Linked DNA regions of Mus musculus: regions 1 and 2 are each linked to region 3. The links are chromatin loops, found by intact Hi-C in ENCODE. Cell type or tissue: heart. All regions are shown on one strand. Each heading gives the region's core, and the rest is flanking DNA. Links, peaks and the distances in the headings are about the cores only.

Evidence for each region. A loop is a pair of places that touch in the nucleus more often than their neighbours do. Peaks named below come from ENCODE experiments on the same cell type or tissue, not always from the same donor. Only the 100,000 strongest peaks of a DNase experiment are listed, where the experiment ranks them.
Region 1: a loop joins it to region 3, with 2.9 times the contacts of the local background. A loop is called at or near these places in 3 of 42 quality-filtered maps.
Region 2: a loop joins it to region 3, with 4 times the contacts of the local background. A loop is called at or near these places in 28 of 42 quality-filtered maps.

What each region holds. Positions count from the first base shown.
Region 1 is chr5:112,872,469-112,882,871 of GRCm38, forward strand. It overlaps Myo18b (myosin XVIIIb), which reads right to left. Exons shown (of 44, transcript NM_028901.2): 2 at 6,951-7,110; 3 at 5,517-5,675; 4 at 1,425-2,858; 5 at 1,027-1,093; 6 at 1-28. The coding sequence starts at 6,989. Among named protein-coding and RNA genes, the nearest start is that of Myo18b, 19 kb to the right of the region's middle. In heart, for the core only: a CTCF peak has its summit at 4,749 (motif pointing right); no DNase peak of the experiment used is centred there; H3K27ac peaks cover 605 bases.
Region 2 is chr5:113,170,638-113,181,040 of GRCm38, forward strand. It overlaps 2900026A02Rik (RIKEN cDNA 2900026A02 gene), which reads right to left. Exons shown (of 13, transcript NM_001375886.1): 6 at 4,568-4,702. Among named protein-coding and RNA genes, the nearest start is that of Gm42161, 31 kb to the left of the region's middle. In heart, for the core only: CTCF peaks have their summits at 2,875 (motif pointing left), 4,466 (motif pointing left) and 4,888 (motif pointing right); a DNase peak (open chromatin) is centred at 2,894; H3K4me3 peaks cover 908 bases; H3K27ac peaks cover 1,444 bases.
Region 3 is chr5:113,221,186-113,231,588 of GRCm38, forward strand. It overlaps Tmem211 (transmembrane protein 211), which reads left to right and starts at 5,724. Exons shown (of 5, transcript NM_001033428.2): 1 at 5,724-5,816; 2 at 9,577-9,719. 2900026A02Rik (RIKEN cDNA 2900026A02 gene) reads right to left here and starts at 91. Exons shown (of 13, transcript NM_001375886.1): 1 at 26-91. In heart, for the core only: a CTCF peak has its summit at 5,593 (motif pointing left); DNase peaks (open chromatin) are centred at 2,906, 4,286 and 5,606; H3K4me3 peaks cover 1,045 bases; H3K27ac peaks cover 3,096 bases; H3K27me3 peaks cover 1,779 bases.

The DNA.
Region 1 (10,403 bases), core at 883-8,882, 350 kb before region 3:
GTTCCCTCATCTGGTTTAAGCACCGTTGCTGCATGGACAGCCAGAGACAGGAGGGGAAAGAAAGGTGGGTAGGAGGGCAGGGGCAGGGAGGGGAAAGGAGAGGAGGGAATAGAAAGGGAGGGGAGGGAGAGGAGGGGAGGGGAGGGGAAGGGAGGGGAGGAGGGTTAGGAGAGAAGGGGAAGGGAGGGGAGAGAGTGAAGGGGAGAGGGGGAGAAGAGAGGGGAGGGGAAGGGAAGGGAGGGGAGGGGAAAAGGAGAAGGGAGGGGAGAGGAGGGGGAGGGAGAGAAGGAGGAGGGGAAGACAAGAGAGGGGAGGGGAGAAGAAAGGAAGAGAAGGGAGGGTAGGAAATGGGAGAAGAGGGGAAGGGAGAGGAAGGGAGGGAAGGGTAGAGTCTCTGAGACAGTCCAGGAAGCTGGAGACTGAACTTGGGACAGGCTGAAAGGTTCTATTCACATAAAGAACCTGTACTGCCACCCCTAAGCCAGTAGTTCTCTGTGGGTCATATGACCCTTTCCACTGGGGTTGCCTAAGACCATGGGAACGTTACTATTCGTAACAGTTGCAAAATCACAGTTATGAAGTTGCAATGAAAATAACTTTATGGTTGGGGGGTCACCACAACACAGGGAACGGTGTTAAAGGGTCGGGGCATTAGGAAAGTTGAGAAGCACTGCTCCAAGCCCTTTTGAGACAAAGGTTAGCACTGAGCAGGCCCCTCAGAGGGTGAAGTCCACCGACCTGTTCCACACCCCTAGGTCAGATCAGGATGATAATGGGCAAACAGTACAAATGGAACACAGAATCACTTCTCAGAACACGCCCTTCAGTCTCCACTGGCCAACAAGAATGGACTGGGGATGGGGACTCTCTGCCCCATAGCAGCTACTGGTGCCATCCTCATCTCAGCCTCTCCCCTACCTCCTTGCTTACCTCGAGAATGAAGTAAAACTGGCTGGTGGCGGGAAAGACATGAGAAACAAGTGGGACTCCCCTCCCCAAACCCCAGGCCAGCCTGAGCCCACTTACCAAGCGTGAACCCGTCCTTCTGCACCAGCCAGACTTTCTGTGCCTCGTACCATCTATCCTCATAAGCCTGGGAGCAAAAAGAAGGTCTCCTAACCAGCAAAAACCACCAGCCCAGGGTTGATGTAGGGACCCCTAACCTCTCCCGCAGGACCTTTCAAGAAGCCACCAGGGCACGGCCTGAGAATCTACACATGGTGCCGGCACAGAGAATTGTGGGTAACAAGGGACGCGGTAACCACTAAGTAGTAATAGGCGAAATCTAGCCTGGGGAGGGGCCGTGTGGGGCCTAGGGACCTAGCTCTTCGGGAGTACACTCCTGGGGAGTGCTGGGCTGTGGCTAGCCCTATGTCCACCCCGTAGCCTCCCCTATCCCATCCTTAGGGTCCACAGCCCATCACCTGGTCCGAGTCTCCACTCTGGCCCCCTCTATCCGGGTCCTGCAGGATCTGCTTCTCCTCCATAGGCCTCAGCGTAGAAAGCCTTTCCATGACGACCTCAGGAATGGACTCTACGTGACCTTCTGCCTGAGGCTTCACCACATCCACTTCTTCCTCTGTGCACACACGGGGCTCCCCGGCTCCCTGCACCCTGCTCTCTGGCTGGCCGTCCCTCTTTGCAGCCTCTGCTGATATCCCCGTTGTAGGAATCCTATCCGGGGCCTTGCAGCTTTCCTCAGGATTCTGAGTCTTCGCTGCCACCCCAGGGAGCTCTCGGGGTTTCCTTGGTGTCACCAGCTTTTTCTGAGGTCTCCCCACCTTTCCTTCCATCTTCACTGGAGCCTCCTGCTGCTGCCCCGTGGGCCCTGCTGGCTGTCCCGTGGGCCCCGCTGGCTGCCCCGTGGGCCCTGCTGGCTGTCCCGTGGGTCCCGCTGGCTGCCCCGTGGGCCCCGATGGCTGCCCCGTGGACTCTGATAGCTGTCCCGTGGGCCCTGATGGCTGCCCCGTGGGCCCTGATGGCTGCCCTGTGGGTTCTGCTAGCTGCCCACAGCTCCTGTCTACCGCTGGGCTTTGCAAGTCGCCGGTCTTCTCATCCTTACGATGTGACTCTGTTACTCTGTCCTTGCTCTGAGGACTGTCCCACTTGCTTCTCCAACCCAAGAAACCTCCCCACTTCCTTAGCGGGACTGGGGGTTCCACAGGTCTGACTTCAGCCCCTGCAACCTTGGGCTCATCCTCTTTTTCCATCTTCTTTGGGGGACCCCCTCCTTCTTTCTCTGCTGTTCCCAGTTGCTCCTTGTTTCCTGCCTCCTGAGCTTGGGACCTGGTCCCCTGCTCCTCTGTGCTCTGAGACTCACCTTCTTTTTGCCCGATGGTCTGGGGGTCCCGGCTCCCCTTTCCCTCTGTGCCCTGACATTTCCCACCCTTTGTGCTTTGGCCTGTATCTCCAACTCCCCTAGTCCTAGTCTTCTCAGGCATAGAAGGCTGGGGGGCAGAGGAAGTCCCCGTGGTCACCCCTTTCTTTGTCCCTCCAGAATCTTTGGCTGGAGCTGGGGTCTTGTCCACGGGGACATCACGAGGTTGGACCTTCTGATCTGCCTTGGCCAACTCTGGATCCAGCTTGGCCACCATCAGCAGCACATCGCCCCTCCTCACGCCCCTCTTGAAGGGCAGTGTCCTTTTGGCGGGTGTTCCTGTGGGACCTGACTCCTGAGGTCTCTCCCCACTAGTGCTGGTCACAGGTGTGGAGTCCTTGTCACCAGCCCCCGGGGGCTCCTTTCCTGGAATGTCTGCGCTGTTCTGAGTGGTGGATGAGCTGTCCTGGGAAGTCTGCTGGCTTCCAGGCTTGGGGACATTGTTGGTCTTGTTGGTTTGGTTAGTTGGAACTGCTGGGATCTAGGAAAGAGACCATAATGTGCTTAGTTGCTGCATGACTGACCAACAGCCAATCATTCCCAGTTTCACCCACACAAAGAAACCCAAGCCCTTCTGACATCCTCAGAATCTGTGCCTGACAGTGAGGTTCAGCCTAGATAGCGGCTGAGGGTCCACAGAATCAGGGGGAGGAAGGTAGACTCGGGAATCCAACAAAAGGGAGTTTAATGCCACTCTGCCTCTTTTCACTGTGTGGTGTTGGGTAACCTCCTTCTCCTCCTCTCTGAGCCAATTTCTTGACAATAACACAAGGATCATAAAGACCTGCCATGCAGGGTGGATATAAAGACTGGTGGTGGCCCAGCACACGGTCAGTCCTCAGTAGCTGCTGTAGATATATCTGTTATATTTCCATCTTGTAACTGGCTGGTTTTCTGTGTCAACTTGACACAAGCTGGAGTTATCACAGAGAAATGAACCTCCCTTAAAGAGGTACTTCCATGAGATCCAACAGTAAGGCATTTCTTCAATTAGTGGGTGGGAGGGCCCACTGTGGGTGGTGCCATCCCTAGGCTGGTAGCCTTGGGTTCCTTAAGAAAGCAGGCTGAGCAAGCCAGGGGAAACAAACCAGTAAGTAACATCCCTCCATGGCCTCTGCATCAGCTCCTGTTCCTGACCTACTTGAATCCCAGTCCTGACTTCCTTGGTGATGAACAGCAATGTGGAAAGTGTAAGCTGAGTAAACCCTTTCCTCCCCAACTTGCTTCTTGGTCGTGATGTTTGCCCAGGAATAGAAACCCTGACTAAAACACATCTCAACCCTCCAGATGAGATCATCAGTAAGGATACGCATTCCCATCTCAGTGCAGGTGTGGGGCAACTTCGGCCCATTGTCTCCTATCTTCTGTGAGCTTAGGCCCCTCCATAACAGAAGCGTGCTGTGTGGAGTTTTGCGAGCTGAGTGTGAAAAGCTCTTCTGTGATCTCAAGAGGAGGAGATGGGAGGAGGGGCACAGTTTCCACTCCAGCCGTCCAGGTTCTCAAACCGACTGCCCATCCCATACAACCTCCCAGTCATCTATCACCCATCAGCCAACTGTCCTTTTACAACTGATCAAGACACTGGTGGCCACTGATCAGGGCATTGGTGGCCACCCCAAGTCTACTGGAAGTCCATGAACACACCCTCGGTTCCTCCAAGCCTTTTCAGGGTCTGTCTGTGTCCACTCGCCTCACTCTCTGGCCACACTGGATACCTCCTAGTTCTGGCCCACCCACCCATTCCCTATGCCCTCATGTTTGTTCATGCTGGTCCTGATGGCCAGCAGGCATACCTTTTCTCCACCCCTCCTGTCCACTCTGTTTCCTATATCTCACCTGCCTGCTCTCCCAGGCAGCCCCAGAAAGAGAGCTTTACACGGCATGGCTCTGCCTCTACCTGGCCTGGTGACCTTGAGGAAAGTGTCTTGACCTCTCTGTGCTTCAGTCTCCACCTCTGAGAAGCAGGTGTGACTTCCGTCCCCATTACTGTTTTAAACAGTGCCACAATCACTAAGTGAACATTGGTGATAGACAGGAACATTTTACAGGACCACTTCCTATCCGAGATTTAAGTGTGGCCTCTGTTTATTCCTTAAGTCAGACAGGAGCAGGCACAGGGCCCAGCCACCCTGTCAGTCTCTTCAATGAGACCCAACTGCTGTCCCCACAGCTGCTTCCAGTCAGTTGTGAGTGGCTTGCTGACACAGGGAAGCCCCTGTCATTAAACAGGTGCAAGCACGTGTAGTGTAAATGGGCCAAGGAGGAGGAGGGAGCAAAGATGGAGCCAGGGTGACACTCCGGATTTAAGCCAACACCTGGTTTTTATAATCCCTGGTCCTCTCAGCCCAATTCTGCCATAACTCTCTTTGCCTCAAGAGGGCAGTATAGAGGCAGCAGGAACTGGTGCCCTGTCTGCCTAACACAGTTTTGACTGATGATGCCCATCGATACCAATCAGAAGGAATAGCAGATGAAGCAAGCATCCAAGATCTACAACCTAGCTGGGATAAAGCCTTCAGTTGTTGGATAGTGGATGTTCCAAGAGACTTGGAAGGGGCTGAGAGACTTGCAGCTGGAGGACACTGGTGTGTGGGACCACCAGCTCATGTGCCCGACCCAGAAGGATGCCAATGCTTCAACATCAGGCTCTCCGAGGAAGGGACATGCCAGCATCTTTTCCGCTTTAATGAATGAACAGAGACCAGCCAGTGGCCAGGCCTATAACCACGGCCACTCAGGAGACTGAATGGGCTGAAATAGAAGTTCCAGGCTGGCCTGGGACAAGGAACTAATTCAGAGCATGAGAGCTACTTTCAGGGCACAGCTGAGCGGAAGGCAGCTGCTGCTGTTTAGAAATTCATAGCTGAATAAGTCATGCGATTAAATGAGCTCTGTGTGGTCTCAAGGAAAGCAACCATGGGGGAGTTAAGAAAGGTAGAGCAATGTGAGACTCTCCAGATGTCGGCAATTGGAGATGGGCTTTTCAGTTTGCATAGGAGCTCAACAGAGAGAGTGGAAGAATACGGCAGGGCAGAGAGCAAAGGAGGACTGACTCAGGACAATATGAGGATATGAATGGGAAGGCGCCTGCCCCGCCCCGCCCTGCCCCATTGTGCTCTGCCCCCACAGGGCCATTCACCTCTACTTCTGGGGCTGTGAATGCTGCCGCCTTCCTCCTCCTGGCTTCTTTGGACTCTTTCTCTGTCTCTCGAACCAGCTGCTTGATGAAGCCCCCAGGGATGACAGAGAACAAGGGAGGCGGAGAGGATGGAGGGGGGCTCTTGTCTTCTTCTCGAATCTGTGTGTGGAAGCGAGGAGAGAAGTGAGAGTGAGCCTGCAGGGCCAGGGCTTCCCCCAGATGGTGTGTGATGCCCGGGTGGATCTGAGGGGAAAAGCATAAGAGAAGAGCAGAAAGGCTCTGAGGGACACCATGAGGCCGAGAGGTGTGGGGACAGAATGGACCAGTGTGGACATTAGAGGTTGTACGGGAGAGGTGGCTTCAGCCTGGAGAGTCTCCTCCTGAGAAGAACCCAAACCACCTCTCAGAGCAGCTTCTGAGATGTCAGGAGGGGTGGCTCGACACCAGGCTCCTCTGCCCTCACGCTTCTGGCCCCAAGGGGCCACTGGAGAAACCCCAGAAGAAAATGCTCTTCCCACCTAAGACAGGGATACTCCCAGGATGCACTGCACTCCAAGCTTGTCTCTGTGGTACCTCCCAGCTTCTTGAAGAAGCCTTCTGGGGACTTGAAGTAATAGATAATAATAATCAATTATTCCTGTGTGCTGGGACCACCAAGAGGCTGGGAAGACTTAACCATGGCCTATGCCACCCGTTTTCTTCGCTGTGGGTTCTGTATCCCTGGAACCAACCATGGACAAAAGTTCTTATTTTTTTTTATTTTTAAATAATAGTGTCTATACAACCAGGTGGTGGTGGCACACGTCTTTAATCCCAGCACTTGGGAGGCAGAGGCAGAGGCAGGTGGATTTCTGTGTTCGAGGCCAGGCAGGTCTGCAAAGTGAGTTCCAGGACAGCCAGGGCTATACAGAGAAACCCTGTCTCAAAAATAATAATAATAATAATAATGTCTATACAAAGGGAAGAAAAAGAATAGGAGGAAAGGAGAGGAGAAAGTAGGAGGGGAAGGTATCAGAGACCAAGGAGCCCTTAAGGAATCCTGTGGAAAAGGAAGGATAGCCAGGTTAGGTAAGAGCCATTGTCCAGGTCTCTGTAGTGACCAGAGGTAGATTCACAGAAACCCTCTAGCACTAGACCGGCAGCCAACAGTCCACCTCTGCACCCCCTCCACTCTCTCCTCCCTCCTGCCTCAGCCCTCTGTCAGGCTGCTGTGGGCTATAGATGCCACACTACCCCCATTCCCAGCCTCCTGCTAAGGGATGGGAAGGAGTCAACAGATCCAGACCAGGCAGGCACAGAGACAGAAGACCATCATCATTCCCTGCCTGAGGTACGTGTGGGTGTGTGGGTGTGAGTCAGGCCACCCAGGCCACAGCCCCTCTTGCCAGGGTAGAGTCTGGCCCTGTGACCCCAGCCCCCCAAAACACAACTTTCCTTCTGCTCCCACAGGGCAAGGCGTGACGAAATGGCCATGGTGACACAGGTAGCTGGACTCGGGCGATGACGTTGTGCTTCTGAGTGCTCCTGGCAGGCGAGGAGTGAAGCCTTACAGACACATGGAGAGCATGAGGTGAGTGGACACAAGCCAGACACACTGAATAGGAGAGAGAGAGAGAGAGAGAGAGAGAGAGAGAGAGAGAGAGAGAGAGAGAGAGAGAGACTGGTTAGCACCGGGCTCGGCTCTGCTCCCACCACATCATGAATGAAAAGATACTACTCCATCTTCTGCTAAGACCGTCATCCGTTCCCATGACAGTGGGCCAGCCATAAGGCTGCCAGTCACTGAGCAGACAGTGTGTGAGGCACTCCTCCTCTCAACCCTGTGCCCTAAGGTCACATCTCGGGAGAGACATACACGGTCTTGTGTGTGTCTCTCCAAGGCGCTTGCACAAAGACGATGCCTGCCTAAGCAGCGTGGAGATCGAGTTCCAGAAGATTCAACATGACTCAGTCCAGTGGAGATGAAGGGCATTTCAGCTGAGGAACAGGATTCCTTCCAGAAAAGGCGCTTTCTGGAAGGAATGTGCGTGTACTGGCTGGTTTTGTGTGTCATCTTGACACAAGCTGGAGTTGTCACAGAGAAAGGATCCTCCCTTGAGGAAATGCCTCCGTGAGATCCAACTGTAACGAGTTTTCTCAATTAGTGATCAATGGGGAAGGCTCTAGTCCATGGTGGGTGGAGCCATCCCTGAGCTGGTAGTGCTAGGTTGAAAGCAGGCTGAGCAAGCCAGGGGAAGCAAGCCAGTAAACAGCACACCTCCATGGCTTCTGCATCAGCTCCTGCCTCCAGGTTTCTGCCCTGCTTGAGTTCCTGCCCTGACTTCCTTCAGTGATGAACAGCAGTGTGAAAGTGTAAGCTGAATAAACCTTTTCCTTCCCAACTTGTTGTTTTGTTTTGTTTATCATGATGTTTTGTGCAGAATAGAAACCCTGACTAAGACAGTGCAGATTATCCTGACCCAAATGTGTGAAATCCATCCCAGAGAAGATGGCCATTTGTAGGACGGTGAAAGGTAGCCTGTTTCCCAGTTGAACTAAGGCTAGAAGCCCCAGTGACCCTAAAGGGATGAGGGGTGCTACGCCTGATTCCCGGGCTCCAGGCCCCTGTCACTAGCTGCAGCCCTCCATAGATTTGTGGCCATCAGTCACATAAGGGCAATGCCCCAAACCCATCCACAGGTAGAGGACATGACTTGTGGTCACATAGGCTCAAGACAGATCTCCATTTTAATGTTACCTACAGGCCTGAAGACTTAGCTAATCAGCTTTCCTTCCCAGACACTCCTTCCTGCAAAAGGTATTTAATCTCAGGCCCGCCCTGAGAAGTGAGGTACGGTTTAACTCATCCACTTTCTGCCATGATAATAAATGTCTTAAAAGCATGGACTGCCTCTTTTCACCAGGGTCCACCATGGGGAGTCATGCAGAAGGCCTTTGCCTATAGAGCCTCTGTCTAATCTCCCATAGAAGGTCTCTCTGTGCCCCAAGTCACAGCTACCAACAAAACCAAGCCAAAATCAAGTCAAGGACTCTTCCCAAGGGACCAGTCGGAGCTTTCTACCTTTCCCTTTCCCTTTCCCTTTCCCTTTCCCTTTCCCTTTCCCTTTCCCTTTCCCTTTCCCTTTCCCTTTCCCTTTCCCTTTCCCTTTCCCTTTCCCTTTCCCCCTGGCTAGATCCAGCCTGTGGGCCCCCACTCCATTCTCAGCTCTTCCTCGGATCCCAGTGGCACCAGGATGTTTGAGAGCCTGAGAACCAGATGGCCCCAGCCTCCTTGCAAGCCCAGGGACCCCTGAGCCAGCTCTGTGTACCCCCCACCTCAGACTGTGCTTCCCCACCGCGGGAGTGGTATCCCAAGGCTTCCCTACAGCCCAACATCTGCCCTGCAAAGTTGTGGGGTAAGGGCAGTCAACTTCCCTAGTACTGCCTCCCTGAGTGGCCATGCTCTCTGGCAGAGTAGACGCGGGGACCCCACAACCCTACAGTCATTTGCATCAAAATCCCAACATGATTCTACACACAGACACACACACACACACACATACACACCACCACCACCACCAACAACAACAACAACAAAACAACCACACTCTTCAGCTTTATATTGAAATCCAGGACAGCTGAAACCACCCTGAATATCAAAAGAACTGCTGGGGGGCTCAGCATCCCCAGTGTCAATCTGAACTTCAGAACTGGACTAATTAAAACAGCATGGCACTGACACAGAGACAGGCATGCTGATCAGTGGTCAATAGACTCAAACTAAAGACTTGGGCCTAAGTCCACACACCTATGGACACCTGAATTTTGACACAGAGTCAAAAAATGAACGCTAGAAAATAGACAGTGTCTTCAATAAATGCTGGTCAAACAGGATGTCTGCATGCAGAAGAATGCAAATAGATCCATACTTATCATCCCGTACAAAGCCCAACTCCAGATGGATCAAGGACCTCAACATAAGGCTGATACACTGAGTCTGACAGAAAGGAAAGTGGGGAATAATCCTGAACCCATGGACACAGGAAAGAACAGAATACCATTAGCATAGGCACTAAGATCAACAATTAATAAATGGGACCTCACGAAGCTGACAAGATCTTGTAAGGCAAAGGACACAGTCATTCGGGCAAAGTGGCAGGCTACAGAATGAGGATAAGCTTTTTACTAACTACACATTTAATAGAGGGCTTATATCCAAAATGTAATAAGCAGCAGCAACAACAACACAAAACCTAATATCAAGAAAACAAATAACTCAAGTAAAAATGAGGAACAGAACTAAGCAAAATTCTCTAAAGAGGAAACATGAGTGACTGAGAAACAGTTAAAGACATGTTCAACATCCTTGGTCATCAAGGAAATGCAAATAAAACTACTTTGAGATTTCAGCTTTCACCTGTCAGAATGACTCATGCTGGGGAGGATATGGGGACAGGGGACACTCATGCGTTGCTGTGGGAGTCCGAATTCGTACAGATGCTATGGAGATCTTTGTGGTATTTCCTTGGGAAGCTAGAAATCAATCCACCTTAAGACCCAGCTATACCACTCTGGGGCACAAACCCAAAAAACACTTCATCCTCCCCCAGAGACGCTTGCTCAACCATCTCCACTGCCGCTCTGTTCACAATAGCCTAGATGTCCATCAAGTGATAAGCAGATCAATCATTAAAATGTAGCACATTCACACAATAAAATATAATTCATAATACGTATATGTCATCCTGAGTGAGGTAACCCAGACCTAAGAAGGTGAATATTGTATGTGTCCTTTCATGTATGGATGCTAGATTCTCAGCATTCAGTATGCCCACTACAATTCAAAAAAGCACAGAGGTTGGCAACCTAGTAGCCATTGTCTATGGCAATGTTCTCAACGTTCCTGAT
Region 2 (10,403 bases), core at 1,527-9,526, 51 kb before region 3:
GGTGGCAGTGGCTGGGACCCCTTCCCTCCCTGCTGCAGGCCAGGGCTCACCCGGGCTGCGTTGCTGTGCAGTGTGTGTCCTTGTGTTGGTCACCTCCCCTATCTGAGCCTCAGGTTCAGAATCTCTAAGCTGGGGTCTCCCTAGCACCTTAAGATAGAGAAAATTCCTTAGAAAAGGGCCAGGCCACAGGCTGACCAAGTGTTATGGTCAAGTGTCAAGGCTGACCTCTAGCTTCACATGCACACACACACACACAAACACACCCCTACCAAAACCACTGTGAGGACTAGTCTTGGTTGGCAAGTTGACTATATCGGGAATTAACTAAAACCCAAGTGACTAGGCACACCTGTGAGGGACTTTTCCTCAGTTAAATCATTGGAAGTAGAACACCCACTTTCTTCCCTTGGGTTTCCCGAGACAGGGTTTCTCTGTGTAGCCCTGGCTGTCCTGGAGCTCACTCTGTAGACCAGGCTGGCCTCGAAGACCAGCTGCAACATCCAGCCTCGTGGACTGAGCAGCTACTAGATGCCTGGACTTCCTGGTGGCAGACAGCCATAGTTGGACAAGCTGGACTGTAGCTTGTAAGCCATTCTAATAAATCCCATATATGGGATCTCATATAGATATGAGCAAGATTCATTTAGTAAGTTCTATATGATCCAACCTGTACTGGCTGGCTTTGTGTGTCAACTTGACACAGGCTGGAGTTATCACAGAGAAAGGAGCCTCCCTTGAGGAAATGCCTCCATGAGATCCAGCTGTAAGACATTTTCTCAATTAGTGATCAAGGGGGAAAGGCCCCTTGTGGGTGGGACCATCCCTGGGCTGGTGGTCCTGGGTTCTATAAGAAAGCAAGCTGAACAAGCCAGAGGAAGTAAGCCAGTAAGCATCACCCCTCCATGGCCTCTGCATCAGCTCCTGCCTCCAGGTTCCTGCCCTGCTTGAGTTCCTGTCCTGACTTCCTTTGGTGATGAACAGCAATGTGGAAATGTAAGCTGAATAAACCCTTTCCTCCCCAACTTGCTTCTTGGTCATAATGTTTTATATAGGAATAGAAACACTGATTAAGACATGACCCTCATCCTGCTACCAAGGATCACCCTCTCCACTTCAGCTCCAATAATCTCTCACTCAAAACTGTCATCATCACCATCATAATCAAACGAAATAAGTCCCAAGACCTTTGTTCCTGTCACCTGCCTCTGATTCTTTGACATGCTCCACCCTGAGTCACTTCCTCAAAGAAGCCCTTGCTGGCCTAACAAGAAACAGCCCCCCACATCCCTCTCCCCAGTCCCTCCTCCTCTCACACCCCTCTTCCCAGTCCCCACTCCCCCATATCCCTCTCCCTGCGCCCCCATCCCTTTCCAGAAGTCTGTGGCACTGTGGAAACCCCAGAACCCCAGTAAAGCCTTGTGACTTTACTGTTACAGGAGGGGCTGCTGGGTAAACTGTGCCCAAGGTCAGGGTCCACACTGAGTCATCTTGTTCTATAACCCCTTGGAGATCATAAACCCCGAGCAGAAGGGTGGCCACCCCTGAGGGAGGAAGCACCACAGGACCAGGCGAGGTTATTTCCCATCGTCCCAGGCCTCAGCTAAAACCCCTGAGACAGCAGACATCTTCCTTTCCCAGGAGGGCAGCTCGCAGGTGCAAACAACAGAAAGCACCTGGCCGTGCGGGTGGCACCCACAGTGTGGGCAGAGCATGTGGCCGCCTCCCTCTGCCCTGCAGGGCAGCCGGTGAGCAGTCCCATGACCAGCAGTGCTGGGTGGGGCAGTGCAGATATACCAATCAATCAGCCCTGTGGGTCCCCAGCTGGCTTAGAGTGTGACAGACAGAACAGCCATGGCCAACCCTAGCTGAGCCCCGGGTGTCTCCTGTCCTGAAGGGGCTGCAGCAGGGTGCTGGCAGGGGATTGCACACACACACACACACACACACACACACACAGAGGCACACAGGCACACACTGACAGCCCACCCAGCATAGTCCTGGGAAGGGCCCAAGTTTCAGGCAAGGCATGTGGGCCCCTGGTCTAACTATTCTTAATGCTGTGTGGCCTAAGGCAGGTGGCTGAGCCCCTCTGAACCTTAATTTTCTTTTTAGCAGGATGGAATGTGTTTGCTTGAATGGCAGGGGAGGTGGGTGGCTCTCAAGTAAGGGCAGACAAATCCCAAGGCAGGTTCAAAGCACAGAGATTGGGCGCCAGAATGTAGCTTGGCTGGCAGAGTGCTGGTCTGGCATCTATCAGGCCCTAGGACTCACAAACGGGGCATGGCCGCACACACCTGTACTCTCAACACAGGAGAAATAGTGTGTGAGGTTATCCTTGGCTACACAGAGTGCTTCAGGCCAGGGGAGTGAATGACAGCATGAAGTTATGGACAGACTGATGGCCGACATTCACCAGACAGACTAATGGACCACATTCACCAGACAGACTAACAGACAGACATTTACCAGACAGACATTTACCAGACAGACTAACAGACAGACATTCACCAGACAAATGGACAACATGCGCCAGACAGACTAACAGACATTCACCAGACTTTCCTGAGCACTTCAGGCAAGCACAGAGCCGTGACTGAATCCCTAAACTCTCCTGGAAGGCTACCCTAACCAAGTAGGGTCCTCTCTGTGGGCCTCGGTTTCCCCCTTTTATACCAAGAAGGGGGTAAGCAGGAGAGGAAGAGGAAGAGGGAGAGGGAAAGGAGAGGTGGAGATGATAGGAAGGAGCTTCCTCGGCCAAGTATTAATGAAAAGACATTTGCTCTGTTCCACAGGTGAAAATGAGTCCCCAGAGTCACTGCGTGTCCATCACAGGCTGTGGGAGGAGCCAGGAGTGGGCTGGGCACTGCTGCCCCCTAGTGGCTGCTTCCCAACCCTGCAGGCCTGAGACTGAAGAAAGCCCAGTCCTGCAGGGCTGAGTTGTCCCACAGGCCTCAGGCACGGCTCGTGGGACTCGGAGGGAGCCAGAGAGAGGAGCCAAGGGAAGTCACCCAGGGCTCCTGGGGAAAAAAAGGGTCCTCAAAGACACAGAGAGAGGAAGAGGAGCCTCAGCCAGGGAAGCCTCCTGCAAACTGGGAGGGGGGAGAGGGGGGCTATAAAAATGCTTTCAAACCTCTCTCTCTCTCTCTCTCTCTCTCTCTCTCTCTCTCTCACACACACACACACACACACACACAAGTTCACACTGATCAGATAAAGGACGTGGTGCCACCGGAAAGGAGCTGGAGACAAGGGTATGAAAGAAATCTGAGAAAGGGAACCTTCAGAGAAGACCACACGTCACAGACCTGTGGAGTCCCCACAGGGATCTATGCACCCAGGGCCCCTCAGCAGATCCCTAGTGGATGCCCCAGTGTAGTGAAAAATATTAATTAATCCCAGCAAAGGATATTTTTCCCGCCTTAGACCATTTATGTTCTCAGATGGAAGACACACGCAGCCTTTATATTTTAGGCAGCACAGTAGCTGGTCAGCTGCTTATCCTCCATGCTGTTAGAGTCTACCTTCCCATCGATAACCCCAAGCTATCACCTATTATTTACTATGGTCCATCTGGGCCACTCTCAACTCCAACCAGGCCGAACTCTGGGCCACGTTCTCTCGGCCCCTAGCCCATGGCAGCTCTCCTCCCTCCTGTATGTTCTTTTCTCCCGTGACAGCTCCTTCTTTCTCCTCCCTCCTTGTTCTGTTCTCTCTCCTGCAAGCCCTCGAACCCTCAACCCCACCTATGTCTCTTCTGCCCAGCTATTGGCTGTCAGCATCTTTATTCACTAATCAAGACTAACTCAGCGGAGGCAGGGTTCCAGGGGCTACCTGCAGACTCCAGACTTGGGGGCCCGCACTTAACATTACAATAGACAGTAAAAGACAAAACCTCAACACCCCAGACCCTGTCACCCGAAGCCTACATTAAGAACAAACAACCCCCATTTTACAGATGAGAAAACCAAGACTCAGGAAAGTGAAGTCTCTTTCCCCAGACCATAGACGCTGAAGGGCACGTGAGTCAGAACCCATGCCACCCTGGTCAACAGCTACTGCTTGGGCCGCACCCGCAAGGGACCTTTCCAGCAAGGAGAGAACTCAGCCTGTTCACAGACTGCATCAACAAAATCACCACCACAGGAGCCTGGGTCCGGCCTCTCGTGGGTACCGCGTGGCTCCCGGTGCCAGAGGCTTCCCAAGAAACACGGTGTACTGTAGGTCCCCCAAGCGGGGAGCTGGCTTTGGATAGCCTAGTGTCCCTCACAGGCACATTTTCTCTTGGTTGTCTCCCATCCCTCAAACTAGCGCTATGGACACGGGAGTCACCAGCCGGCTTTCCGGCTGAGTTTCCGGATATAAACTCTCAAAAATCTCAAGGCTGCTGAAAAGACATCTTGGTGTGAGCCCCCAAGACACGTCCGCCTGCATCAGCCAGCTGCTGGGGTTGCAGCGCCACCTAGTGCCAGAAACCCAACAGCACGGCACACACAGCACAAGGGTCTGAACCGTCCACATATAGCCACAGAATCAGCGGACGCAGAGGACGCCAGCAGGTGTCACTCACCACGAGGGGACTGTTCCTCTTGTCCTTGCAAAAGCTGTGACTTCGCCTGGGGACAGAGGCAACAGGGGACACCTGCCGTTGAGGCTGCTGGCTGTCCTGCTGACTGTCCCTCCGCTCCAGGTTCTGCAAAGATGCCTGAGATAGAAAACACAGTGAGAGCTTCAGTGGGAGCCTCTAGTCTGCTGGCCCCCCACCATCTTGCATAGGTATCACGTGACCCAACTTCACCACTGTGCGGCCTTAACCTCTGACCACAACCATCTAGGGAAGGAACAATTTTAACAGCGTTAAGGGCCTTGCTCTGAGCCTGCGTGACACAGACCAGCCTCTAGGGGGCAGGTTGCCTGGCTGATGTGTCTTGCTCGCATCCTTGCCCAGGATGGTCCTAAGGTCCGGTCCTAGTTTGAACATCTTTCCTTGAATACAAATGCAGGGAGAGAAAAAAGCCCGAAGGCATGTAATCTGGATTCTGCATTTTTCCCTCTCTCTCTGCTTAACTGGAGAACAAACATCACAGCCGACCCTGGAGTCCAGCCGCACACTTGATGCACATAAGCCAGGAGGGCCAGAGAAGGCAGGTGCCTGGCGAATAGCACACAGCATCATGAAGAGCAAGGCTACTGGTTCCTAGACCCCTTCCTCCCCCCCTCGCTTGCTCTGTCTCTCCCTGGCTCGCTTTCCTTTTTTGTTTGTTTGTTTTTCAAGACAAGGTTTCTCTGTGTAGCCCTGGCTGTCCTGAACTCACTCTGTAGACCAGGCTGGCCTTGAACTCAGAAATCATCCTGCCTCTGCCTCCCAAGTGCTGGGATTAAGCCACTGCCCGGTTCGCTTTCTTTAACATCCTAAAGCTGCTCTGAGCCTTCTCTTCTGCTGCTACCTACTGGGCTCATTTTCACACCCCAGTGGCATTAAATAAATCCCACCCGCACTTCTACCCCGACCTGTCTCGCAGACCCACGGCACTGCGGCACTGCGTAGGACTCTGGCTCTCTACCCAACCTCACACACTGCCCCCTGCTGCATCTCCTGCAACACTTTAACACAAATCCAGGACTTCAGTGTAAGGAGTACAGGACAGACGGTCAGATGGACAGACGCCAGGGCTTACAGGCAGGGATGTTCAGAAGCCCTGTCCCTGGCCTGCCCAGCCTGGTAGGGCAGATTTTACTGGAATGAACATGCACAAGAGCAAAGAGTTTACTAGATCTGAAGGTAGAAAGCTTACAAGGAAACACGGCAGCAGCTATTCATGGCCAGTGTTTCCAAAACACAACACAGAAAACACAAGAACAAAAGAGAAGTCTGTCAAGCTGGAAAACATGTGTGCATGAAGGGCACCATGAAAAAGCCACCCACGGAAAGGGAGAGACTCAACAAACCATCAGTCTCTTAGTCACACATGTAAAGAGCAACTCAACAAGAGTAGTCACAACATGTAAAGAGCAACGGCAACTCAACAACAAGGAAACAACTCAGTCAATGGTAAACGGAGCAGGAGAAAAATAGTAATTACTCCAAAGAATCATGCCAACAGCAGGACAATTAGCCCTTTAACCATAATGGGGCTGAACATCAGAACTGGGCCATACACTACATGCAACCAGCCTGGGTCACATGAGACCCCGTCTCCAAACAAAGACAACAAAAATAAGGAAGTTACAAAAGGCATGCTACACTGTGTGAGTCCTGTGAGCCAGGCTAAGGAGAGGGCAGGATGGGCGGAGGAGGATGGTTTATGAGGAGCAGGACTTCTGGGGGGGTGGCACAGGTGGTCCCTGATGGACTGTTTAACAGTAGCTGCATCTCACAGCAGAAAGAACGCAGTCGGGGGGCACGCCCTCCACCAAGGTCGATCTGAGTCCCCCAGGACACGCCCACCTGTGCTGGGTATCTCCACCATAGCTCTCACATCCTCCCCGGGGGTCCTAGGTCTCTCCTGTCACTCAGATGGCTCCTTTCCGGTCTGTCCCCCAGCTTCCTGCCACCCTCAGACTCTCGGTGATCTCCCCTACTCCCTGGCTTCAGGTTGCCTGTGCCTATGCAGCCACTGCAATGTTCTGTGGGACTGATCCAGTCAGTCACGCAAGCTTGAGCATGGCCGGGGCAACAGAGAAATTAGATTGAATCTAATTTAAACTAAATAATACATAAATAGCAGGTGCCGCCACCTGGCTTCTCCTGCCTCCTGCCTCAGACACCAAAATGCTCACCATATCTGACAAGAACATTCCTTTTTTAAAACCAAATAATATTCCACTGTGGGGCTACTCCACGCTTTATTTTCCCAGGGATCCTTCCTGAGATGGGGCCTCACCCAGCCCAAGCTGGAACTCTGAAGATGGTTTGGAACTCCTGATCGGGGCATGGGCCCCAGCCTGGCCAGCACACGTATCAGACGTTCCCAATGGACAGAGAGCAGGATGTGAACACCAGGAACAAGCCTGGACACTAAAGTGCATCGTATGGCTTAAACTTGTATTTCTTAGTACTGCTCTGTGTGTGTGTGTGTGTGTGTGTGTGTGCACGCGTGTGCGCACACTCGAGCACGTGTATGTGAAGGGGCTATGTGTGTGTGTATACTGTGTGGTGTGTGTGTGTGTAGGGAGGATGTCTGTATAGGTGGGATGTGTGTGTAGGGTTATGTGTGTTGGGGGTTGTGTGAGTGTGTAGGGAGATGTGTGTAGGGAGATGTGTGTAGGGAGATGTGTGTGTGTATACAAGGTGTGTGTATATAGAAGATGTGTGTGTAGGGTGTGTCTGTGTAGGGGGATGTGTGTGTGTATATAGAAGATGTGTGTGTAGGGTGTGTGTGTAGGGGGATGTGGGTGTAGGGGGAATGTGTGTGTAGGGGGATGTGTGTGTGTGTGTGTGTGTGTGTGTGTAGGGGGATGTGTGTATAGGGTGTGTGTGTACAGGGGATGTGGGGGGGGATGTGGAGGGATGTGTCTGTGTGTGTAGGGAGGATGTGTGTGTATAGGGGATGTGTGTATGTGTGTGTACGGGGATGTGTGCCACGTGCCACCTCACCTTCTCCCTTCATAAGGTGGTAAGACTCAACAAACCTGAGTCACCAGACATCTTTACCCACCGAGTCACCTCACCGGCTCGTTTTTTATTTTCAGGCTGGGGGTTGGGGGTGCATGTGGAGGTCAGAGCAGGGCTGTGTACAGCCAGGTTCCGCCCTCCATCAAGGGGGACTGAACTTGGGTCACCCACCTTAACAAGCAGGTGTGCACTGGGGTCAGCAGAGATCTCAACCAAAGTTACCTGTCAAGGCTAACCCCGAGGATTTCAGCCTAAGTGGTCTGGGATGCCCCCCCCCCCCCCCCCGGTCACCCTGCTGGATTCTCTGCTTTGAACCCAGCTGTCAGCAAGCACGAAAACGCTCTCTCCCATAGGAAGTGACACAAAACCAGGCTAAGCCTCATAATCCTTGTGGCTTCTGAAAGCAATCCCAAAAGAGTCGGGGCCACAAAAGATGCTCTGAGCATCCTTTCTTAACCCTCAAGCTCAGGCCTGTGGTAAGATAGCTTCACCCCACAGAGTGTAAGCTTCCCCCACCCCAGAACTCTGTGGGGAATTCACACTCTACACCCCACAGTCCCTTGACGGATAAAATCTGCCTATGCATCCAGAACAGAAATACACACATCCATGTGTGTGCGCATGCATGTGTGCTTGTGGGTCCATGTGTGTACGTGTGATTGGAATGTGTATACAAGCACATGTATCTGCGTGTTAGTGTCCATGCATTCATGTGCATGTGTGCACACGTGTGTGTGCTTGAGTGTGTGTGTTACGTGGTGTGTTTCATAGGTGTCCGTACACACCCAGAGAATATTCCTAACTCTTTTTGTTTTGTCTGGTTTTTTTTTTAAGATTTATTTATTATTATGTGTGAGTACACTGTAGCTGACCTCAGACACACCAGAAGAGGGCATCAGATCTCATTATGGGTGGTTATGAGCCACCATGTGGTTGCTGGGATTTGAACTCAGGACCTTCAGAAGATCAGTCAGTGCTCTTACCTACGGAGCCATCTCGCCAGCCTTTGTCTGTTTTTCAAGACAGGGTTTCTCACTGTAGCCCTGGCTGTCCTGGAACTCACTCTGTAGACCAGGCTGGCCTCGAACTCAGAAATCCGCCTGCCTTGCCTCCCAAGGGCTGGGATTAAAGGCGTGTGCCACCACTGCCTGGCTATTCCTAATTCTTGAGAGACACAGGAAAGTCCCAACGGCTGGAACATCTTTACCAGCTCCCCCACCCCAACCCCCATCCCTGAGCAAATGATCCCTTCCCTCTCTGCCCCGTGTTTGTCTTTTTAACAACCAGCATTCTGGGCACCTCTGTGGCTTCTTGTCTTCACTCATCTGATTGTTTTTGATCTTTAAGATCAGGAACCAGATCAAGGGAAGGAAGGAAGGACGCCCAACAATGGGATGAGGGTCAGGTCCCCAGGGACCAGCCTGTGCTAAGGAAGACCCTGACTCAGCAACAAAACAAAACAAGCCTTCCAGGAGAGAGGCCAGAAGCGGGAAGCTGGTCCGTGGATCCCTCCGCCAAGGGAAAGCTGATCCCGCCCCCCCCGCCCCCCCCCCCCCGACAACCAGCCCTCCTGGGGCCTGGGCGCTCTGGGCATCATCCAGGACCCTCTGCAGCCCAGGCGCTCCTGTTGCCAGTGGGTCCCGAGGTGCTGGCGAGCTGAGCTGCTGAGCTGCAGCGTGTCACATTCCAGCCCGGCAGTCTCTTCTGGCCCCCTCCCCCCGCTCCCACGGCAACGGGGGCGGGGCGTGAGAGCTGGGTGAGACCACCAGAGGCAAACCTTGCTGGACCATACTGCAGCTTCGGGTTCCCAACGGGGGCGTTGGGGGGAGTGGGAGGCAAGGAGCAGTGTGGGAAGAACCCACACTGGAGGAGGGAGGAGCTCAGTGCAAGTCTGGAAGGTTCCACTAGCGACGCTGAGCAACTCAGGGCTCCGGAGGAGAAACACAAGTTCGAAGCTCCAATCCCCCCATACTCCACACCATAAATGTGAGGACAATCCACATCCCATCCTTCGTGGCCAAAGCTGACTCTGTTCTCACAGGCCCCTCTAGGTGGCGCCCCTGTCTCTGACAGGCTAGACCCTGGTTCCTCTCTCACAAACTTGGGGATGAGAAACTGCTGTAATCCTTGGCTGCGCTCGACTCTGTAAACACGGCGTCCTAAAACTCCAGGGCAGCGTGGAAAGGAAGTCCAGGAACAAACCAGTCACGGGCCGGGGATTCACAGCAGCCAGAACTGTGGGAAATAAGTTCCTGGCCCGGTGTGGTTTGTTACAGCAGGAAACACTGAAGACTAGGCTGCTGCCTCTGCTGAACTGCTCAGCAAGGGCTAGGTGGGGCTGACTCCAGCCTCCAGATCTCCCAGCATGCCCTGCTCCCGGGGTCACCCATCAGGGCCTCCTCCAGGATGCCTTCCTGGGTCACTCCTCCGGCGCCTCATTGAGCATCATATAATTTCCTGACCTTGGGTTCCAGAGCCCTATCACCCAGCTGAGGTAAAAAGCTCCCCAAGGGCTGCACGCAGCTTCCTGTTTCTTCCCTGCTTTGTCATCTCATGGGATCCTGCCAGACCTGGGCTCAAGCATCTTGGCCTTTTGCTGTGTGACCTCTCTGAGCCCTGTTTTCGGGTTGTCTTATTTTACACCCGCAGCAGACCTTGTCGGCTCCCTGCCTGTTTCTCACGCCGATACAAGAGTTGGTGCAGAGCTGCCCTACTATGCGCAGAACGGTCAAATCCCATATATCCAAAGGCCCAGACATATTCTTCGACGTCAACAGGAATAAATAGAAAA
Region 3 (10,403 bases), core at 1,638-9,637:
GCCCCCGCGCCCTCCGCGCACCTACCGCAGTGGCCCGCCGGCGCCGCACCTGCCCGCCCGCACCTGCCGCGGCGCGCGCAGCCTCGCCGCTGGGGGGCGGGGCTCGGGCGGGAAGCGCCCCGTCGCCGTGGCAACCGCACCCGGTGGCGCCTGCGCAGAGCGGCGAGGGGCGGAGCGCGGGAGCCCGGAGCCGCGAGACTATGTGGGGCGCGCCCCCTGCCGGGTGGAAGCGGCATTGCGCCACGGTGCCGGCCAAGGCACCTACTGTGTGCCCCGAGGTGGGGTGACAGAGCATTGCCCACCAAGGGCCCTGCTACTGCGCATTCCTGACCAGCTGTCTTGTTCGTTTTCATTAATCATATCGACCACTATGGTTTTGGTTTTTTTCTTTCTTTTTATATTCCTTTCTCTTAAAAACAAAACTATTTCTTTTATTGTTAGATATATGTGTATATGTGCACGTAAGTGCAGGTGCTGACAGAGGCCAGAAGAGGGCAACAAATTCCCAGAAACTGGAGTTGGAGGAAGTTGGACACCATGTTGGAAATTAACGCTAGCAGGAAGGATGGATGAGATAGGGGATTTACGGAGGAGAAACTGGGAAGGGGGATAACTTTGGAAATGTAAATAAATAAAATAACCAATAAGAAATAAAATACACCATTGCATACACCAGCAAGATTTTGCTGAAAGGACCCTGATATAGCTGTCTCTTGTGAGGCTAACACAGAAGTGGATGCTCACAATCAGCTATTGGATGAAACACAATGGAGTAGCTAGAGAAAGTACCCAAGGAGCTAAAGGGGTCTGTAACCCTATAGGAGGATCAACAATATGAACTAACCAGTACCCCCAGAGCTCGTGTCTTTAGCTGCATATGTAGCAGAAGATGGCCTAGTCAGCCATCATTGGGAAGAGAGGCCCCTTGGACTTGCAAACTTTATCTGCCTCAGTACAGGGGAACACCAGGGCCAAGAAGTGGGAGTGGGTGGGTAGGGGAGTGGGACAGGGAGGGTATGGGGGACTTTTGGGATAGCATTTGAAATGTAAAATAAGAAAATACCTAATTAAAAAAAAGAAACAAAATAAATAAATTCTAGGCTTACAAAAGTGATGCATTCCACCACTAACGAGCTCCTAATTAAAAAAAAGAAACAAAATAAATAAATTCTAGGCTTACAAAAGTGATGCATTCCACCACTAACGAGCTCCTCGTGCTCCAGTCCTCTTCCTCTCCCCAGAGGCTCCCTATGTTGTTGCTCAGGTTTGAGCTCCTGAACTCAACCCATTCTCTCCTCAAGTCCCTTCCTTTACCCCAGTAGCTGGAACATCTCTGGAACGCTACCCTGCCAGCCTATGCATCTTTGCTAAGTACCTTTTCTATGCTGGGCTCTGGGGACTCCGCTCTGAGGGAGCTGATGGATCCAGGTTCTCACGGGACTTCACCAGCATTAGGGAGAAACATCGCATGTGTAAATTGAATCATATTTATGACTCATGCTCCCCTGAGAAATGGGACATGGTTTATTCCTTTCTTTTGTTTTGTTTTGTTTGAGACAAGGTTTCTCTGTGTAGCCCTGGCTGTCCTGGAACTCACTCTGTAGACCAGGCTGGTCTCAAACTCAGAAATCCACCTGCCTCTGCCTCCCAAGTGCTGGGATTAAAGGCGTGCGCCACCACTGCCTGGCAGGTTTACTCTTTTATTGTAAACCAGCCCAACCTCAAGAAAAGAGACAGAAACCCAAGCAACAGTGTGGCTTCCAGAGAGCTGTCTGCCACTCTCCTGCCTCCTCTCTGCCTCCTCTCTGCTGCTGGTGGTGGTGGTGATGTGTGTGTGTGTGTGTGTGTGTGTGTGTGTGTGTGTGTGTGTGAACAGCTCATACAATCCTTTGAATTTTGACCCTTTGGAAGTAAGGGCTACTGCCTTGCATAATGCCCTGGATCCACCTGAGGCTTCTCTGGTCCACAGTGACAGAGCCCAGCAGTGTTATGGGTCATCTGGATGTCATAGACACAGTTATCAAGTGGAGCTACCCCAGAGAATGTCAAATATGACTCTACTATTCCCGGGGAACAGGGGAGGCTGGGGGGTGAGTCTTTGAGGGAGTTCAAATGGTCAGTCTGCAAGATGAAGTTCCTCAAAGTCCACCTAAGAGCAGGGCTTTTATACAGAGTTTGTAAGTTAGTATAAAAAAATGTCTGGTGTGCTGAATATGACGTCTCACACCTATAATCCCAGCTCTCAGGAGGCAGAGGTGGGCAAATCTCTCAATTCGAGTCCAGCCTGGTCTACAGAGCTAGTTCCAAGACAGCCAGAGCTACACAGAGAAACTGTGTCTTGAAAAACCAAAACCTATAAGAACATATTAAATAAAGTTAAGTTTAAAAATAGTTTATGTCCACTCCTGTCTAGAAATACTTCAGAAAGGTATTTGGGCGCCCACCTGATTCATAGTGCCTCTACCTCAGGGCTGGGACCTAGTAGATGCCCAATGAATAGATGTGTATGAATAGCCAATCTGTGATGCCCCACTATGTGCCCCATCTCTTCCAGAAACTCTGAGAATCTTCCCGTATCTCTTATGCAAATCACTTCTTACAAAATGCTACTGCACAGCCAGATGTTTGTTATTCTCGGCTCCCCAGACAAGGGTGTGTCCCCACCACACTCACTGCCAGTCTGTCTCTGAATATAAACTCCAAAGGGAACAAAGCAGTGTCTTTTCCAACACACCCAGAGACCCCAGACCTAGATATGTCCCCTGTGACTACCCCGCCCCATTCCTCTGTCAACTCAAGCCGAGCTGAGGAAACACTGAAGCAAACCAAACTACAACTCCCAGAAGCACCTGGGTCCTCGTGGGGCAGGGGAGGGGAGACTTCCTGGGAGACAGGTTGGACTCCTCCACATTCTCTTGTGCTTGCCAGGTGAGAGGCTGCCAGCCACACAAGCCCAGGGATTACACCCTGAGCAGGGAGTGTCAGGTTCCACATTCTACCTGGAGCCAGAACCCCAGGCTTGTTCATTCTGGTACACAGAGGACAGTACACCCCAGGGACTGTCCTAGAATCTTTTATCAGCCACCATCAGCCTCCTCCGGGAAGTCTGTAGAGATAGTTCTGACTAACAGCATTTGCAATAACAATGGAGATTCCACGGTGGCTTGGCCCAACCTCAGTGCAGGGGATCCTGAGCGCCCGGGTGGTCAGGGGGGGCTGCGCACAGTGTGCTTCATGTGTCCTGGGGGGTGATGCTGTTTTATCTGCCCTACCGACTGGGTAGCCCTGGAAACCACAGCTACCTAGCAGGGCCCTGTTTCAGCTGTTCTTGGCTTTTGCTTTATTTCACGGCCAGGGTTTTAATACAGCTAGTCTGAAACTTGTGTCAATCCTCCTGCCTCAGCCTCCCAAGTGCTAGGATTACAGTCCTTTGTCACAAATGCCCAGTCTTTAGGTGCGGAGGATCAGACCCAGCTCTTCCTGCTGACCAGGCAAGCACTCTACCAACTCAGTCACATCCATAGCCCTTCCTGGTTTTTGACGGTAAGAACCAATCTGCTCTTTGAAATGCTTCCTCTTCCCTCCAAACCTCTGCTGCTGCTGTAGTGCATTGCACTACTGGGAGGACCTTACCCTCAGCTGATCTATGTATAGCTCAATGACCATGTAACGATTCAAATACTGAAACAGAGCTGACCCTCAAGAAGGAACCGCGCTTAGAGCCAGCATCATCACAGGACACAATTCAGGGCTCTTGGTCACCAAGGATAGGCCCCGTTGTGGTTCGAGTGTGAACCATTCCCCCACAGGCACAGACATTAGAATACCAGTATCTCTATCTGGTGACACTGTCTGGGAAGGTTGAGGAAAATTTAGGAGAGCAGTTCTCAACCTGCGGGTCACGACCCCTGAGGTGGGTCATTTAGGAGCATGTGGCATATCAGACTTTTGCATTATGATTCGTAACAGTAGCAAAGTTTTACAGCTATGAAAGTAGCAATGAACTAATTTTATGGCCGGGGTGGGGTGGGGGGGTCAGCACAGCATGAGGAACTGTGTTAAAGGGTCGCAGAGTTAGGAAAGTTGAGAATCGCTGCTCTAGGAAGGAGAGGAGAGGAAGTGAGTCACTGGGGGAAAGGAAGGCCTTGGGGTTTCATGGCCTGGCTCTACTTCCTGTCCACTCTTTGCTTCCCCAGCCGGACTCCGACTCCTTGGCCACCACACTCCCCCCACCCCCCGCCCCGCCGTGATGGGTTGTGTCCCTAGGAAAGTGTGAAGCCAGAACAAGCCTTTCTCCACTAAGTTGCTTTGTCTTGCTATTTATTACAGACCCTCCCTCTCAGAATCATCCTTGGACTCCGCCTCCCGTTTCCATGGTAACACACTGATTTCGTAGAAAAGGGAGAGTGTCCCGGGGCCTCTCCTCAAGATTTGATTTTCCTGAGGCCCAGGGGAAGATGGATTTTTTTTTTCTTCTTTAATTAATTGAAATTTATTCTTTTAGGGGTTTTGGGCAAAAGGACAGGGACCTGAATCATACCTCCAAGCCGGGAAGAGACGCAATCTAAATTATGGTTCTGAGACAGCAGGGACACCATTATCCTCTCGCGATGTCTCACTTGCTCTGCCAATCACCTGAGTAGGAAAACAGAACCCGAAGACGCGTTGGATGATGGCGCGCAGGGGGCGGGGAGGGGGGTTGAGGCGGAGAGTAGGGGTCTGTGGCTCACTGGACAGCGGTTACCAGCCCTGGGTTCGATCCCATCTGGGATGCTGCAGGGCTGCATGGTAGGGTGGAGGCAGTGGGTTATCCGCGGCGTCAAAGAGAAGTCAAGGTATGCCTGGGCTAAGTGAGACGGTGCTCAGAATACAATTAAGCGAAGATGGGAAAAATAACTGTGCCTTTAATGAGATGCACGCTCATATAACCCAAACTGCACCCAGGCATGCTGCGGCTCAGATCCTCCTGGATGAGCCTGCCCGCTGTCTGGATTCCTACCTGGAAGCCTGCTCCTGGAGGTAAATGGATGCTCCAGGCATCCCCAGCTCCTGTTCCTGCTTTCCTGACCTGTAACTGACCAGCTCTGACTCTCCACCCCCCTCCTACAGGCAGCTACTCCCTCCAGCCCACCTGACCTGCTTTCTCTCAAACTCCTCTAAAGAGTTTCCTTCTAAATTTACCGGGCGACAGATAATCCACAAAGGAGACCCCGAGTTCCCCAGTAGAGATGATACTAGTGAAACTAGCGGGGTACCAATCCAGGGGATTCTGCTTCGAGGGCCACAACCCTTCAAGAGGTGATGTCTCTCCAGCCCTCACCCGCAGAGGAGGGAGCTGGAACTCATTCACATAGCAGGAAGCTCGGTCTGGCAAACAGAGCCCCAGGCAAACTTGGGCGTGTTCGGGCGTCTTTGGGAAGGTGATCCCAGTCCAACAGGAGCGAGGGAAGACAGACTTGGAGAAAGGGAAGGGAAGGGAACAATTACAGGAAATGCTCGGTGAAGCTGGCCAAGCCTCAGCTAGAAGCCATGGGAATTAGCCCACGGAAAGAAGGTGGAGTGAGCGCGCCCTCTGCTGGCGCATCCTGCAGCACTGGCTTCCTATGAAGCCAGTGAGACTCGGGGTGGACGCTTGGATACCCAGTTTGGACCCCAGTATTTAATAGTAGCTCTGGGACCCCTAGCGGTGCCTTCTCCTACCCAGGAAACCATCCCCTCCTCCCATCCTATTTGAGACTGGAGTTGCCCTCTCAGTCCAGCCCATCCGTCAGCCCAGAGTGAATAGCTATTGATTTCAGGAAGGAAACCTTGCACGGGTGAGTACACACTCTTCTCGGACCAGCGCCTCACGTGACCCTGCTCTGCTTACCCACCTGAATGTGACCTTTAAAGGGGAAGACACCTTTTTAAAGCTCACAGATTTACATTCCAGGCCAGAGCTTCTAAGCCAGAGCTGGATGAGGGGAGGTCACATTGTAGAGGTAACCTTGAAGAAGCCTGACCCAAAGTGATGAGGGAATATCAGGGGAGGAGCCGGGCTGGCCTCAGGCACTGCTTAGGGGCCCTGGGAGCCCTAGAACCACACACTGTCGTGTGCTCGTGTCTCTGTGTGGTTTGAAGCTTGAATGTGGAACACAGCCACAGTTTAAAAATCATATGTTCAAAGGAACCCATCCCTCCAAACGTCAAGCAGCCCTGTTGTAGGCCAGGGATCTTGTAGTTGGGGAAACAGAGGCTTTGAGCCATTGTATTGTTTGTCCCAGGTGACAGAGCCAGCAGGCCTGGTTGAGGCATATACTAGTGAAAGAGACCATGTGTTGAAGGACCTCAGGTCTCGCCTGGGCAGCCTGGCCATCTCTGTCTCTATGTATCTATCCCCTATCTGTCTATTTGTCTGTCTGTCTGTCTGTATATCATCTATCTATCTATCATCTATCTATCTATGTATTTATCATCTATCATCTATCGATCATCTATCATCTATCAATCAATTTATCTATCATCTATGTATCTATTTATCTATCTATCATCTATCTACCTAACATCTATCAATTAATTTATCATCCATCTATCATCTATCTACCTATCTATCATCTATCTACCTACCTATCATCTATCAATTAATCTATCTATCATCCATCTACCTATCTATCATCTATCAATCAATTTATCTATCATCTATCAATTATCTATCTATCATCCCTCTATCTCTCATGTATCTCTCATCTATCTATCTCTCATCTATCTATCTCTCATCTATCTATCTATCTATCTATCTCTCATCTATTGATCATCTATCTGCCATGCACATGGTTCAGTGCCACAGCCTCCTGTTCAGCCACTGCTTTCTCTGATCCAGCTCTTATCACTCAGGTCCAGACTCCAGGCCAAAAGCCCTGGGGATATCTCACACACACACACACACACACACACACACACACACACACACACTCCCTCTCATACCTTCAGCAAATCTGGTCAGGTTGACTTTCACCTCCATGGTTGCTGCACAGCTTGACCACTGTTTGTCCATGCTGGGGCTCCACCACCCCATCACTCTGTATTCCAACCACCCGAGAGGCCTCTCTGCTTCTGCTGATGTGCCCTGCATGTGCTGGCCTCAGGGCCTTTGCACCTGCGCCACACTCAGCCTGTAGTGCTCTTTCCACACCTACACACAGCTCCCCCATCTCCACCTTTAGGTCAGACTTGGCTTTCTCACAAGGCTTTGTAAGACCCTTCCACACAGATTATCTCTCTATCCCATTGTTTCCTATGACACTGCCTCACATCTGCTTCATATATTGATTTAGTTCCTCAACATCTCTCTTCCTCAGGCAGGGGTGGGATCCACAGGAGAGAGGCTGTGGCTGTCCTGACCCGTGTTCAGTTCCTAGCACCCAGGAGGGCTGGAGAGATCGCTCAGTGGTTAAGAGCGCCAGTTGCTCTTCCAAAGGTCCTGAGTTCAAATCCCAGCAACCACATGGTGATTTAAAAAAAAAAATGAGGTCGACCTAGCATCCAGGATAGACCGTAGCATGTACTAGATGCTTAATTAGTATGGTGTGGGGTGGAAAGATAATAGGATAGCTACACACATGAGTGGGTGGGAGGAAGGGATAGAGAGATAGATGCTTATAGATAGATGATAGACAGACAGACAGTGATAGAGATAGATACATTGATAAATAGACAGGTAGATGGATAGACAGGTAGGTAATACATAGACATCTAGATGATAATTAGATAGTGGGATGGTTTGATATGCTTCACCCAGGGAGTAGCACTATTAGGAGGTGTGGCGCTGTTCGAGTAGGTGTGGTCCTGTTGGAGGAGGTGTGTCACTGTGGGTGTGGGCTTTAAGACCCTCATCCTAGCTGCCTGGAAGTCTGTATTCTGCTAGCAGCCTTCAGATGTAGAACTCTCAGCTCCTCCTGCACCATGCCTGCTAGATGCTGCTATGCTCCCACCTTGATGATAATGGACTGAACCTCTGAACCTGTAAACCAGTCCCAATTAAATGTTGTCCTTATAAGACTTGCCTTGGTCATGGTGTCTGTTCACAGCAGTAAAACCCTAACTGAGACAGACAGACAGATAGACAGACAGACGGATGGATGATGATGATGGATGGGTGGATGGATGGATGGATGGATGGGTGGATGGGTGGATATAGAGGCCATTTGTCTTAAGGTCCTGTTTTGTTTACATGACCCTAAGTTCCTTTAAAAAAACAAAAAACAAAAAAAGCAAAAAAAAAAAAAAAACCCCTGAGCCCGGCAGTGGTGGTGCATGCCTTTAATCCCAGCACTTGAGAGGCAGAGACAGGCAGATTTCTGAGTTCGAGGCCAGCCTGGTCTACAAAGTGAATTCCAGGACAGCCAGGGCTATACAGAGAAACCCTGTCTCGAAAAAACAAACAAACAAAACAAAACAACAACAACAACAAAAAAAAACCCTGATTATGTCATGTTCCCTACTGTGTTCTGTTGAGGTTGGGGGTCACTGTGAGATCAGGACTTAACCATTGAGAGACTGGGATCCAAACACAGTCAATCTATGGTCAAGGATGTCCAAGTCCAGAGAAGAATACAACAGCTTCACATGGTAGCTGTCCAGCTGCCACTTCTGTGCCCCTCTGACCTGGGGAGCAGGACCTTGGCTCTTGGACCATCTTTGTTCTCTGGCTGGAGCTGGTGGGACAGTTGCCGATGCCCTAACTGTGGTAAACTGGTGGTCACTGGCATGCCCAGCCTCTGCCTTAAACCCTCCACATCTCCAAGAACTTGAGGCTGAGAGGCAGAAGCCTCAACTGTACCACCTGTGAATGGAACAGTGTCCCTCACCAGCTGCTAGCCCAGGTTCCTTCAGCTGTAGGGACCAGCAGGATGACTCTACAGGTAAAGGCACTTACTGCGGAGCCAGGTGGCCTGAGTTTGATTACTGGGATGCATGCTGGGACACCCTGCCCCTCCACTAGACAGAGGAGAAAGTTTCCATTCTGTTTTCTTCAGTCTCCCTGTAGGTGGACTCCGGTAACTGGAGCCTGGCCGGATGTGCTTTGGGGTTATAAAGCCTCACTTAGCTTTCTGGGCACCTGTTCCATTGCAGTGATTTTCTCAGGTGACTAGTCTTTTCAAAGGCTCAGAAACACTGGAGCAGCCCAGGACAGTGGAGGGCGGGGCCGTGGGGCTCCATTCCATAGTCTCCTGGCCTAGAATTACACCCCTGAGATCAGCTGACCCATGGGAGGTGTGGGTTCTGGTGAAAGGGCAAAACCAAGTCCTTTGTCACCCAAGGGATGACTCCTCACGTACTGCCTAACAGCCTCAGAGAGATTTCTAATCTCAGAGTGAAAAGCTCCCTCCACTTGACCATGCCTTCTTTTTCCACCCACCTCTACCTGCCTAGCTAGAGGCACATCCCCTAGCCTGGCTGCTGTGTGCCATGCCTAATGCTGGGATTTCGGTGCTCCTTATAAACATGGAGAAACAGGACCATCTTGCCCAGGATCCCAGGTGAGGGGTGGGGTTCCTTGCCACGTTTAAGTTGCTGACAGATGTTTCAGAACCCCAGACTCCTGCCACAGCAGCTCCAGGCCATTCGCCATTGTTGGGGACCCCCAGAGACAGCTCAAGCAGGCCTCTGCTACCTCCTCCAGCACCAGAACAAGTGGGCACTCCTTCCAGCCTGACAGAAGTGCATCCATTGTTATTTAGGTAAGACTCTGCATTAAACCCCTTGCTTTTTGGTTTTCAATTTAATCTTTAGAAAACTGGTCTTGATTGCCTGTCATGACAGGGATATGCCCCTCAAAGATCCTTGATGGAAATTTAACACTCAGATTCCTGTGTTGATGGTGTCTGGAGGTGAGGCCTTTGGGAGGTCAAGGTGGTAGGATAGATGTGGTCGGGAGGGTGGGTCCCTAAGATGGTTAATGGCTTTGTAAGAAGAGGAGAAGAGGGTTGGGGAGATGTTCAGTCAGGAAGTGCTTGCATTACAAGCCTAAGGACATGGGTTACCCCCCCCCCCACCAGACCCCATGTAAAACACCCAGGAGGTGCTGAGTGTAGGCGCTGACCTTTATTCCCAGCATTCAAGGACAGAGACAGGACCATCACTGAGTTGAGGCTACAGAGCCCAGGATAGTCAGACCCTGTCTCAAAAACCAAACAGACAAAAGCCAAGCGTAGTGCATGCCTGTAATCCCAGCACCGAGGAGAAAGGAGTGGGGCTCAATAGTCAGTCAGCCTAATGAACAAGCACCAGGTCCCAATGAGAGACCCTGCCTCAAGGAACAATGTGGAGGCTCCTGATGAACCACACCTGAGGTTGACCTCTGGTCTCTGTATGCATGTGCCATCATGTTCATTCATGCCCACCATGAAACACTGGGCAAGAAG